2 separate regions of the Homo sapiens genome follow, and region 2 is linked to region 1. Evidence: chromatin loops called from intact Hi-C (ENCODE). Cell type or tissue: mammary epithelial cell. All regions are shown on one strand. Links, peaks and the distances in the headings refer to the core of each region. The heading gives the core; the rest is flanking DNA.

The links. Peaks named below come from ENCODE experiments on the same cell type or tissue, not always from the same donor. Only the 100,000 strongest peaks of a DNase experiment are listed, where the experiment ranks them.
Region 2: a loop joins it to region 1, with 8 times the contacts of the local background. A loop is called at or near these places in 3 of 110 quality-filtered maps.

What each region holds. Positions count from the first base shown.
Region 1 is chr15:76,138,415-76,141,330 of GRCh38, reverse strand. All of the region lies in intron 3 of TMEM266 (transmembrane protein 266), which reads right to left. Among named protein-coding and RNA genes, the nearest start is that of TMEM266, 80 kb to the right of the region's middle. RefSeq lists enhancers at 690-1,523, 1,755-1,914 and a silencer at 1,609-1,903. In mammary epithelial cell, for the core only: a CTCF peak has its summit at 1,657 (motif pointing right); a DNase peak (open chromatin) is centred at 1,660.
Region 2 is chr15:75,943,738-75,946,653 of GRCh38, reverse strand. All of the region lies in intron 5 of NRG4 (neuregulin 4), which reads left to right. Among named protein-coding and RNA genes, the nearest start is that of FBXO22, 41 kb to the right of the region's middle. In mammary epithelial cell, for the core only: no CTCF peak of the experiment used is centred there; no DNase peak of the experiment used is centred there; H3K27ac peaks cover 348 bases.

The sequences.
Region 1 (2,916 bases), core at 105-2,604:
CTGGGAGACGGAGGTTGCAGTGAGCCAAAATCGTGCCACTACACTGCAGCCTGGGCGACAAAGCAAGACTTTGTCTCAAAAAAAAAAAAAAAAAGTATACTGAGAAGTTAAAGGCATTGGACAGGGTAGCTGGAAGTGGAATCACATGGACAATGCATGTTACCCACAGTCACAGCCACGATGTTAGAAAGGGAAGGCTGAGAAGTGGAAGCCCAGTGCTGCCAGCCAGGATCAAGGGATCAGGATCACAGAGATAGGGCTCTATTCCCGTCTCTGTCATGTTTTGTTGTTGTTGAGACAGGGTCTCACTCTGTTGCCCAGGCTAGAGTGCAATGGAGCAATCATAGCTCACTAAAGCTTCGACCTCCTGGGCTCAAGTGATCCTCCCACTTCAGCCTCTGAAGCAGCTAGGATGACAGGTGCGTGCCACCATGCCTGGCTAATTTTTTTTTTTTTTTTGTAGAGATGGGGTTTTGCCATGTTGCACAGGCTGGTCTTGAACTCCTGGACTCAAGTGATCCTCTCACCTCAGCCTCCCAAAGTGCTGGGATTACAGGCATGAACTAGCATGCCCCGCCCCCGTCTCTGTCACTGTGTGACCTTCCACAAGTTCCTTGTACTCCCTGGGCCCTGCTGCCTTTGAGAAGGTTTAGGATGGATGTGTTTAGGTCTCTTCCAGCTCTAACGGTCTCAGATTCAGGGAAATTGAAAAGCCCTGAAATATCACGGAGCTCAAGAGCACTGGGAGGCGGGCAGCGGGGCCACGGAGCACTTTCTGCCAGGGTCCCTGAGGTCTCTTCATTCCCTACAGAAAAGGTTCATTCCTATACATAACACTGGCCTTCGTAGGAAGAGGCATCTTGAACAAGACTGAAACCAAGCTCAGAGCTGTAAATGAGGACTCTTCCTTTTGTTTTCCATTGCCCCAGAAAGGGCCGGGTTGGACATTTTGGGAAAACCCCAGGAAATGCAGCAAGAGCCAAGAAGCCTCGCGGAGAGAGGCCGTTCCTCCCTCGCAGTGTGTTTTTGCTTTGCTTCAGTTTCCCCTGGCTCCGGTCCTGTGCCTGCGCTTCCTTCCTCCAGGAAGCCCTCTGGCTGCCAATCGGCGCCCCCAGCTGAGAGCTCCAGCAGCGAGGCAGATCCCTTCCTCGGGCTGCTTCCTATTTACCCAACGGGAACAGCTTTCCTGGGCACACCTGGAGATTCAAATCAAATCAAAGGCCTCTCTGCCTTGCAGGCGCTTCATTTGGATTCGTTTGTTTGGGAAGGAACCTTGCAAAGGCCCAATTTAGAGGCAAATTGAATGATAAGGCAAAGCCTCTGCCAGCCTTGGGGTTCAGGCTAGGGAGTGATACACAGGGGATACCTGGAAAGGGGTACACCACAGCACAGGACCCCTGAAAGGGGTACATCACAGGGTGGTACACCTGGTGGGGGAACACCCATAGCAAGGTCCACCCGCGGTGCCGTAACACGCACAGGGGGCACATGTGGACACTGCTTTGCTCCGAAGCAGAATCCCTGAAGGTTTCCCCACTTTTCTCCATACCATGCTACTCTTCACGTGAAAAGGGCCTAACAGGCTCAGGCCGGGGGCAGGAAATGAATTCTCCGAAATAGCTAGGGCATGTTAGAAGGCTGCACTACTGCTTTTGACCACCAGAGAGCAGTGACGCAGTGACTTGCTGGGTGCTCAGAGAAGGACCCACCAGCTACATCATTTGCAGAGCCCAGTGAAAATGTGGGGCTCCTTAAGAATTTCAAGACAGCAGCGGCAGAGCATTTAGCCAAGTGTTGGGACCCTTCTAAGTACGGGGCTCTGCGCTACCGCACAGGTCACATGTGCACGAAGCTGGCCCTGGCCCAGGGGCCTCAGGTTTCAGCCCGGCCTTCAAGATGGTAAGGACCTGACAGAGCTCAGGACAGTGCTGCCACTGCAGGTGTCCCTTAGCTGCCTCCGACCTGCTTGCCTATCCTTTTTTGTCCAGTGTCCTGATGACAATATGCATAATACTTGGAAAAATTATATTTTCAGAGAAAGCCACTGGGGTGTAGTTTCTGCAAAAAAAGGTGTGTGGTTTCACCATTGTTAGGCGGTTTATCTCAGGAAGTGGGAAGCTCCTTCCAGAAACAAGCCCAGGGAATCCAAGCTCTGCAAATTTAGCTTGAGCTAAGGCTTCTCGTTTGCTTCTAAAATACCTGACAACCCTTCATTTTTATATTCAAAGCAGCCAGCATGTTCCAAAGTGTTTACTGGCACCCAGGAAAGAAAAGTCCAGAACTGGCTCCTAAGGTCCTGCCAGGGTGAAGCTAGGGAAAGCCCTTGTCAGAGTCGGAAGTCTGATCTGCTGTGTGACCCTAGGACCTGTTCCTACCCCTCTTTGGCCTTCAGCTACACCACCAAGCCCCATGAAATCAAGGACATCAAACTGGTGTGTTCTCCCCTGCCCCACCTAGCTCTTGCCCTCTACCACTCACCTTCAGGAAGTATGTTTGTAAGACAGACCACGCTAATGAGAAGTGAATTGGGAAACGAAGGCATCCAAGCTGATTGACAAGCTAAGTAGGAGGAGGTAAGGACCACCTTTTTGAATTGTGGACCCACATATTCCGCATGCCTTCCCTGGAAAGGGAGAGCCCTAATGTCTGCAGAGCTCCTAGCCGAATTCTCTAGATTCCCTTACATCCTAAGCATGTTCCTGCATGTAGGGTACATTCTTCCTGGTTGCTTCCTAGTGACAGTCTGCTTTATAAAGGGAAAGTGCAGCTCAAGTCCATCCCTTATGGGCTCTGTGACCTTGGGCAAGTCCCTAATCACTGTGGGTCCCCTTCTTCCCAAGTGTACATAGAGGGGATTGGATGGGTCATTAAGGAGTGCCTCGGTCCTAAAATAAATTTTATGATTCTCCTAAGAGG
Region 2 (2,916 bases), core at 417-2,916, 190 kb after region 1:
GGCGCGGTGGCTCACGCCTATAATCCCAGCACTTTGGGAGGCTGAGGCAGGCGGATCACGAGGTCAGGAGATCGAGACCATCCTGGCTAACATGATGAAACCCCGTCTCTACTAAAAATACAAAAAAAATTAGCCAGGCGTGGTGGCGGGCACCTGTAGTCCCAGCTACTTGGGAGGCTGAGGCAGGAAAATGGCGTGAACCCGGGAGGCGGAGCTTGCAGTGAGCTGAGATCGTGCCACTGCACTCCAGCCTGGGCGACAGAGCGAGACCTCGTCTCAAAAAAACAAAATCAAACAAAACAAACAAAAAGTTCTGGAGATGGTGTGATGGTTGCACACAATGTAAATGTACAATAATGACCCTTCATTGGTGGTTTAGCTTTTAGCAATTTCAGTTACCCACAGTCAACTGTGGTCTGAAATATAAACGGAAAGTTCCAGAAATAATTCATGTTTTAAATTGCGCACCCTTCTAAGCAACATGATGAAATCTCCCGCTGACCTACTCAGGATGTGAATCATCTTTTTGCCCACCACATCCACACTGTATATGCCGCCCACCCATTAGCTACTTAGTAGCCATCTCATTATCAGAGCTCCTGTTGCAGTATCACAGTGCTTGTGTTCAAATAACCCTTATTTTACTTAATAATGGCCCCAAAGTGCAGGAGTAGTGATGCTGTCATATTGTTATAATTGTTCTACTTTATTATTAGTTATTGCTAATCTTACTGTGTCCAATTTATAAACTTTATCATAGGTACAGGAAAAATAGTATATTTAGGTTTTGTGCTGTCTGTGATTTCAGGCATCCACTGGGGTCTTGGAATGTATCCCCCATGGAGAAGAGGGGACTACTGTACTTAATGCTACTGAACTTAAAAATGGTTAAAATGGTAAATTTTGTTAAGTATATTTCACAATAAAAAGTCAGTCAGCCTGAAAGAGATGCCATTATTAAATAATGCTATCAGTTGATGTGTTTTATTGTGCTCAGAATTATCACTTATCAGGAGGGATAATCTGTTCCCATACTTTACTCCTGTACATGAGTAAAAGCATGTCTTTTGTTTGTTAGGTTTGTAGATCTTTGCTATATTTGTAATGTCTGGAGCCACATTAATTTTTAAAGTGCTTGATGGTTAAATAACCATGAAGAAATTCTCAGAGAATACAGGAGTTCGAGACCAGCCTGGCCAACATGGTGAAACCCTGTCTCTACTAAAAATACAAAAATGAACCGGGCATAGTGGCGGGCGCCTGTAATCCCAGCTACTCAGGAGGCTAAGGCAGGACAATAGCTTGAACCCGAGCGGAGGTTGCAGTGAGCTGAGATTGTGCCTCTGCCTGGGTGACAAAGTGAGATTCCACAAAAAAAATAAAATAAAAATAAATGATAAAAAATATATATATCAGAGAATGGAAAGATTTTAAATTTATCGTGGTGTTAACTGGAAAGGTTAATGCTAGGGGCCAAATCTGATATAAACAAGTTTGGGAATAGAATCCTGCCATTAGATCTTGAATGCACAAGTACCATGCTTGTAATTCATCAACAGCATTTTCCCCAAAAGGTTTGCCTCTTGATTTTTTTCTTTTCCCCAGAATGTTCAGTGACATGGTAAGGACTTATTTTTTAGAATCCACACACATATAAAACAGCTTGACTTTATAAAGACATACTTGTTAAAAAAAAAAGTATTAAAAAAAGTATTAAATTACTGTTGTTTTTTTGTAAGAAAAAGACATCATAACAAAGGTTAAAAACAGGGGTAAGGTATTAGGCTCAGCTGACAAAATTAGTTCATTTGACCGTTTTTTCAAGGTTGAACAATCTCAGTCAATAACTGCAACACCATAACTATAAGCAAATAACCACCCCCCCACACACACACACAAAAGCCTTTTACTAAATGTGACAAGATATGTCATGAAAATAAAGTTAGATTCTCTGATGAGGAGAGCCGATTATGAAGACTGGGACTTGCTTAATAATGTTAGCTCATATTATGAAAATCATAGCATAAAGGTACATTATATTTTTAAAACTTATTAATGACCTTCCTTCACCAAGGATGTCCTCCTGCCACCACACCATCAAGCCTTACTTCATCGATAGGTTTATTCATGTCGCCTTGTGTGCTTCTGGAATGTAAGCCTCCCCGGGCAATCTTTCCAATGTATTCCTAGCATAAATCCACAGCCTGAAGTCTTAGCATGCATTTATATTGTTGTTAGACACCATCCCTACTGCAATAATGCCCTAATGCTGACAACACAACTCTCCAAATGGAAAGCAGTGTAACAGTATGATCATGCACACCACATGCCTGTGTGCCAGGTACTATGGTTAATATTTCAAATATTTTAACTCCTATAAACCTTAACAACTGTATGGAGTAGGTGGTATTATTCTCACTCTACAATGAGAAAACTGAGGTTTAGGGAGGTTAAACCCATGTTTTTCTTACTGCATTTCCACAGATATGGGTGTTAGTCTCAGGACTTGCTGGCTACAGAGGGAATTTTTGTCTCTAAATAGTCCCAATTAGCCACAGGTTTTATTAGTCCTTGTTTCCTTGGTATTTTCTTGCCATCTATTATTGTCATTGCTGTTACAGTGACTCACTCTAGCAATCTTTTCCCCTCAACCACCCTTTTCTAACTTGTATATCTAAGACAGGTCACCAGGCTTGTTAGAACTTTGGGTAAGAGGCAGTGAGCAAAGACAGTGAGGGGCGGGGGGTGTGGGCAGGCATGCAGGGAACTTTATATGTGAGACTTGAATGGGGAATCTGACAGAACTCAGTGTTCTGAGGAGTCTTGTCAGGCTGCTGGAAATTTTTGATATTCTAGGTTAGTTTACCTCAACACATCCTATCACAAACAGAAGGGGTTGGCTTATATATGTGAAGA